Regions from separate parts of the Mus musculus genome. Here region 2 is linked to region 1. A link is a loop called in an ENCODE intact Hi-C map of the cell type or tissue named here. Cell type or tissue: gastrocnemius. All regions are shown on one strand. Each heading gives the region's core, and the rest is flanking DNA. Links, peaks and the distances in the headings are about the cores only.

What was found. Peaks named below come from ENCODE experiments on the same cell type or tissue, not always from the same donor. Only the 100,000 strongest peaks of a DNase experiment are listed, where the experiment ranks them.
Region 2: it touches region 1 in a loop (12-fold over the local background); 26 of 42 quality-filtered maps call a loop at or near these places.

Annotation. Positions count from the first base shown.
Region 1 is chr19:47,355,252-47,358,159 of GRCm38, forward strand. All of the region lies in intron 5 of Sh3pxd2a (SH3 and PX domains 2A), which reads right to left. Among named protein-coding and RNA genes, the nearest start is that of Gm29834, 70 kb to the left of the region's middle. In gastrocnemius, for the core only: no CTCF peak of the experiment used is centred there; DNase peaks (open chromatin) are centred at 1,325 and 1,464; H3K27ac peaks cover 396 bases.
Region 2 is chr19:47,501,036-47,503,943 of GRCm38, forward strand. Stn1 (STN1, CST complex subunit) reads right to left here. Exons shown (of 10, transcript NM_175360.3): 10 at 1-682. The coding sequence ends at 525. Among named protein-coding and RNA genes, the nearest start is that of Gm19557, 10 kb to the right of the region's middle. In gastrocnemius, for the core only: CTCF peaks have their summits at 1,733 (motif pointing left) and 2,736 (motif pointing left); a DNase peak (open chromatin) is centred at 2,749.

The sequences.
Region 1 (2,908 bases), core at 94-2,593:
CTCCCCAGGAGGCTGCTCCCCACCACAGCCTCTCCTGTATATGGGCCCCATGGGTTCTCCAAGGCCCATGGCAGGAGCCCTCCTGGACTGGATAGCTGTTAGATTGCTTCCTATTCAGCCACTGTACCTGAGACACCAGCAGTGCAGCCCCCCTGAGCATCCCTGCCTCTTCCAGGCAGCACAGACCTTGTGCCCCGAGGCAGTGCCAGTCCAGTCTCCACTAGGTAGGGTCAATGTTCACAGTAGCACCAACTAGATGCTCCACTCAGTACTGTATCTGCAGAGAACCTACTGGGTCTCAGGTTCAAAAGAGCTCACTCCTTATCTCTGGGGCTGTGAGACGGAAAGAAGATGTCAAGGTGGCTGTGAAAGAGATGGGGAGGGAGGGTAAATCAGACGATGAGGCACTGAAGGGAGAGAAGAGAAGGAAGACAGGGCCCTGGGGTTAGAGCTGGGGAGGTTGGCTTCCCAGGAATAGGACATGAGAGAAGCCCAGTGAGTCACCCTTAGCACAGTGTACATCACCCATGTCTAACTCACTCAGGCCTTTGGGACTCCCCACAATTGCTGTGTGCCAGTGGGCTGTATGTGGGCTGACAGGGGTGCTGGGCATCCCTGGAGTCAGGCACGCCTATAGCTTGAGCTGCTGGCTCCTGCAGAGCTGTTACTACTAACACTGGCTGCCTCCCTCCCTCTCTCCCTGCCCGGTGTCATCTCCCAAATGAACTGCAAGAACTGGGTATGACGGATGGTAAGCCAAGGTAAATATTGCTCTTGGGGTGATCTGGTCTCGGTGGTATGCCTGATAAGGCCCTCTCAGTCACTAAATCTGGGCCCAATGGTACACAGACATCCATGCAAGCAAACCAGCCGTAATGCAGTGGTGATACACTTTCCAGGAAGAGTGGTAAACATATTCTGAAATTGGTAGTGATAGCCACACAGTGGGGACTGGGCTGCTAGTTGTCACATCAGTGGTACACTTGAGACCATTTGAAAGGCTGGATGTAGCTGGCGGGGGGGGGGGGGGGGGGGGGAGCGTCTGAGCCTCAGCACTGAGTTAGACTCTCAGGCTCACAGCCTGTCAGTGGCAGTTCTAGGCTGGGTGGGACACAAAGTCAGCTGTATGCACTCTTGATCACCCCCACCTCCACCTCTACCTCTGCCCCAGTGACAAGTAAGCTGGCTACCTGCTAGAGAGCCAGAGGGATTGATTATAGTTAGTGGGAGGAAGCCTAGATTTTTCTGGGTGCTTCTTGGAACAGGCTTCCTGTGCCCACCAGATGGCGCCCATCCTTAGAGTTTTATCCAGGAGCTCTGGAGGCCAGAGGAAAGTCTCCAGGACCACCCCTGGTGTCTCTATAGACATACACCTTGGGGTGGGGGTGGGGAGGGGGTGGAGATACAGCCATTTGCCTCAACTGAAGTAGGGATTACCAGCTTCCTGGGAGAATAACAATAGACAGACAGTACCAATGCAGGTGGCTGTAATACTCAGTCTTACCACCAGGTGGCGAAAGATACACACAGATCTGGAATGAGGCACTGGTTCTAAGGATCTCAAAGTTAGACTGGCGCTCAAACTCCAACCTTAAGCGCCTTACAGACCACTATAGCAAAGGATCCTAGGGATTTCAGAAAGCTTGCTCCTCACTTTGAGGTAGTGTTTGTTTGTTTCTCTGCTTGCTTGCTTGTGTTTTCTGCTCTTATAGCCATTATACCTAAGTTGTTACACACTTGGACCACAGCAATAGGCACCTAGTTCTGACAGGACCACAAGATATCAGAGCCAGGAGGAACTCAGAGACACCCAGATTCTGTCCCCATATCTGATGCCAGTGTCGATGGAGCTAGTAATGGCCTTGTACCCACCTCCTCTCAGAACACTTCCTAAGGCTCCTTCAGAGACAGCCTCTTTCCTGAGGTTGGCTGCAGACTCCCTCCGGGTAGGTGTCCCCACCTGCTCTCTGACTTGAGTAGCTGACCATCCCTTGGTCTCAGGTAGAAGGCCTTTATGCTCTTTATGCGAGCCTCCGAGCACCTGACCAGGCTGGCCCGGTGCTGTGGGAAGCCCTGAGCCTACACAATCTCTTCTCCTGCCCCACTGGATCAGCAGCTGCCATTGTTAGAAGAGCCCTGGGCCTTAAACAATTAAGCACCAAGTAGGTGGAGGTGGAGCTGGGTTCAGCACCTGTGATGCTATCTGCTGCCTCCCACAGGGTGAGCACTCCCTTGCAGTGCCTTCCTCCCTCAGACTGAGTTTCCTTGCCAGGGATGAGGCTGTACCTCGGACATTGGCCCCTGGGCCTCACAAAGTATATAGTCAGCTGATGAACAGCCTTCTCCCTGGTGCCATCAGAAGGCCTGCGTCAGAGTGGAGAAGGCCCAGTTTTAAGTTCAGCTCTGATTTGCACTGTCCCTGAGAGGTCACCAACTGGGGGGTTATACTCAAGAGTAGACAGCTATGGTCAGAATGAGCCTTTGGGCTTTGAGGAGAAAGGGGCCACCCGTCCTGGGGGAGGCAGAACACCTGCCTGCTGGATAGACCTGCGTGGGTGGGTAGATGGGGCTTACCTGTCCTGATGGAGATGCCCCAGGGTACCTGGGCCTCAGCCATGAGACAGGAAGTATGTGGAAATGAGAGACACCCACACCCCAACTCCTCCCAAGGCTGGGGATCAGGGGAGAACAGAAAGCACAATGTGAGAAAAATACCAGGACCCCAGGTCACCCTGTAGAGGCACCCCTATATTTTCCCTACGCTCTTGTTTAAGGGAGCCAGAAACCCTGTGTCAGCCCTGACGACAGCCTTTCGGCCTGCACCAAGCCCTCACTGACCTTTGCTGGAGTGACGGTCAGGCCAGACAAGGGCTTTTGAATCCTCGTCCCTCCTGTTGGTCTATCCAGC
Region 2 (2,908 bases), core at 409-2,908, 150 kb after region 1:
ATGCCAAGCCATGCATTGGAGTTTTTATTCTTCAATGCAGATCTGCAAGCCTCAGCAGCCCTCACCGCTACTGCTGAAGTCCCAGGAAACTGAGGCAAACGTCAATTACTGTAGGAGACGATGCGCCTATACGAGCTCTTGACACATCAGGGGAGCCTGGTGGGGATGTATGTGGTAGCTTGGAGTGTGACGTTTTCAGACGGTGTAGTCTGCTATTTCTGCTCCAGTTCAGATGTGGAGGAGCCTTCGCCCTGGGATGCCCCTCTATCGAGACGGGGCCCCTGAATTCAGACACAGTGATTAAACCAGCAACACCGTTTTCTCCCATTCTGTTCTGAGTGATGGGAAGTCCAGCCAGGGAGCTGACAAGGAGGGCTTGTGTGTGTCATGGCTGACATCAGAGCCATCTGTCTCAGTCCTATTTTCCTGTGACTTATCAGAGCTTACTATGGGATGTGTAAGTCTTTACTGGGCCTGTGAGCAGAACCTAGGGTAGAGCCTCCCGCTTTGCTCCGCGGCTCTGCTCAGAAGGCCGCGTAGTAGTGGTCCGCGGTGCTGACGATGTCACTCTGGTCCTCCAGGAGCTCCAGCACCCGCTGCAGCACAGCCTTGCTCAGGTCCCAGCGGAGGTTGAGGTGCACACAGTTCAGGATGTGTAGCAGGTGGCAGCCCTTCTCCATATCTACAGGCAAGGGCAGACACCAGGTGTGACTGTGACAGCCGGGCCCTCCTCTGTCCCTCTCCAATGTGACATAGCCCGAGGCTCCACACGCATGCCTCTGTGACACAGCCCACTTCTCAGACTTCCAGTCAATCTGTATAGCCTATCCTAATGGCTGTGTGGTCCCTGATAAACCCTTTTCTCTGGTACACAGTACTGAATCCTGGCTTTCCAGGAGGCCTCTGGAGACTCACAGTAGAGCTGGCCTTTTCTTTGCTTTTTTCTTTTCTTTTCTTGTTTTTTTTTTTTTTTTTTTTTTTTTTTTTTGAGACATGGTTTCTCTGTTTAGCCCTGTAACTCACTCTGTAGACCAGGCTGGCTTCTACTCAGATATCCACCTGCCCCTGCCTCCCGAGTGCTGGGATTAAAGGCGTGTGCCACCACTGCCCAGCGAGAGCTGGTCTTTCTTAACTCAATGGGGTGGCTTGGCTAAGGGATTCCTACCTTGAGCCCGTCCCATGTTTCCTCTTCTGGCTTTCACTGCGTCATATCTATGGCAGTTGTAGTTTAGTAATCTTTCACCTTTTGACCCCAAACTAAGCACTGGGCACTCAGTGATGAAAGCTGAAGGCTGGCACCCCACCCCCTCGTGGGGTTAGTGATCATTACCTCTACGCTCATGTGTTAGCAGCCTCTTCTCCTTACCAAGCAGACTAAAGCAGACTAGAACGGAAGAACAAATGCACTGTGCTGTGTTCTGTCCCTCTACGTCATCTGGACATCTTCTGACATAAACAATATCCTAAGTCACAGAGGAACCTCATCACTAAAAGCCAGGCCCTCCTCAGAGCCCCAGCCCTGGCACACACCAGCTGAAGCTGGTCTACGCTCCCATGGTAACCAAAGGGCTCGAGTGGGGAAGGCTCTCAGAGAAGCAGCTTTGTACCCTTGAGCAAGTCACAGCACCCACGAGAATCAGTTCTGTTTACTGGTTGTGGGACAGGGAGCATTTGTGATCCTCTCATGGCCTGAGGTCCCAGGCTAACAAAGGTTAGATTGTGACCCCTAGTGGTTGAATATACTCATTACTTTCAAAATGCTGTCGTTGAAGAAGCACTCTACATGTGTGTTACAACGGTACATGTTACACAATACATGTTACACGGTACATGTTACATGGCACCCATTAGATGTAAAAAGGACACAGCGAATACACAGGGCGTGGCTGTGTTCCAGAGCTGGTCTTCCAGGGAATCTAGGTGAGATGCTTACTTGCACGTTTTGTGCTTAATTTTTCTACTCATGAGAACATTTCCAGAGTCAAAAGACATTTGGGCTGGGTGGTGGTGGCGCACTTGGCAGGCAGAGGTGGGCAGATTTCTGAGTTCTAGGCCAGCCTGGAACAAACTACAAAGTGATTTCCAGGACAGCCAGGGCTACACAGAGAAACCCTGTCTTGAAAAAACCAAAAAAAGAAAAAAGAAAAAAAGAAAAAAAAAAAACATTTGGATCGTACAACTCTTTTTTGGAAAATTTACCATTGTTATACCATATGTAAAGCTGAAATCCAGGCTTTTTAATCTAGAAGCCACCTACAGTAGAGAAAAATCCACACAACAATCCCACCTGAAATGTTTCTGCTTCAGTATTCAGCCAAGGGGCAGAGAGCTAGAGCGAGCCTTCAGGACCCCAGGCTAGAGGTAAGGGCTACCAGTCACTGTCCCGTCGGGAAAGGGAACCTCGCTTTTCTCACCCCTTTCTAGCCTAAATTAGAATTCTCTCAACAGCTTTGGGAACACCAATTCACATTCTTCAGGTAGACACCACTGTCACCTGCTCTGCAACCAGGCTCTCTCTGATGCCACATGCTGCCCACCTTCTGAAAGGACGAGCCCCTTAGTCCTTCATGGAGCTGATGCCGGCTTAGGCTTAGTGCAGACACTTTCCTTGCTATGGTCTCAGCCCCAGTCCCTCTAAATGTCAGCCCATCACTTATTAAAGGCCCAGTAGGAATGATGAAATGAATAGACTGACCTCTCTGGACAACTGTGGAATAGCATGTAGCCACTTAGAAGTTGGAGGCATCTTTCCACACACAGCGCAATTGCCAATGCCCTCTAGAGGTCAATGCTGGGTGCAGACAATGCAGATTATAGGCCAACCTTGAGTTTCTAGAAAAGCAGGATTGTGTGTTTGCATGTGCACGGAGCACCCCCAGACGGATGCTGGTCTGGTGTGGAGAGGGGG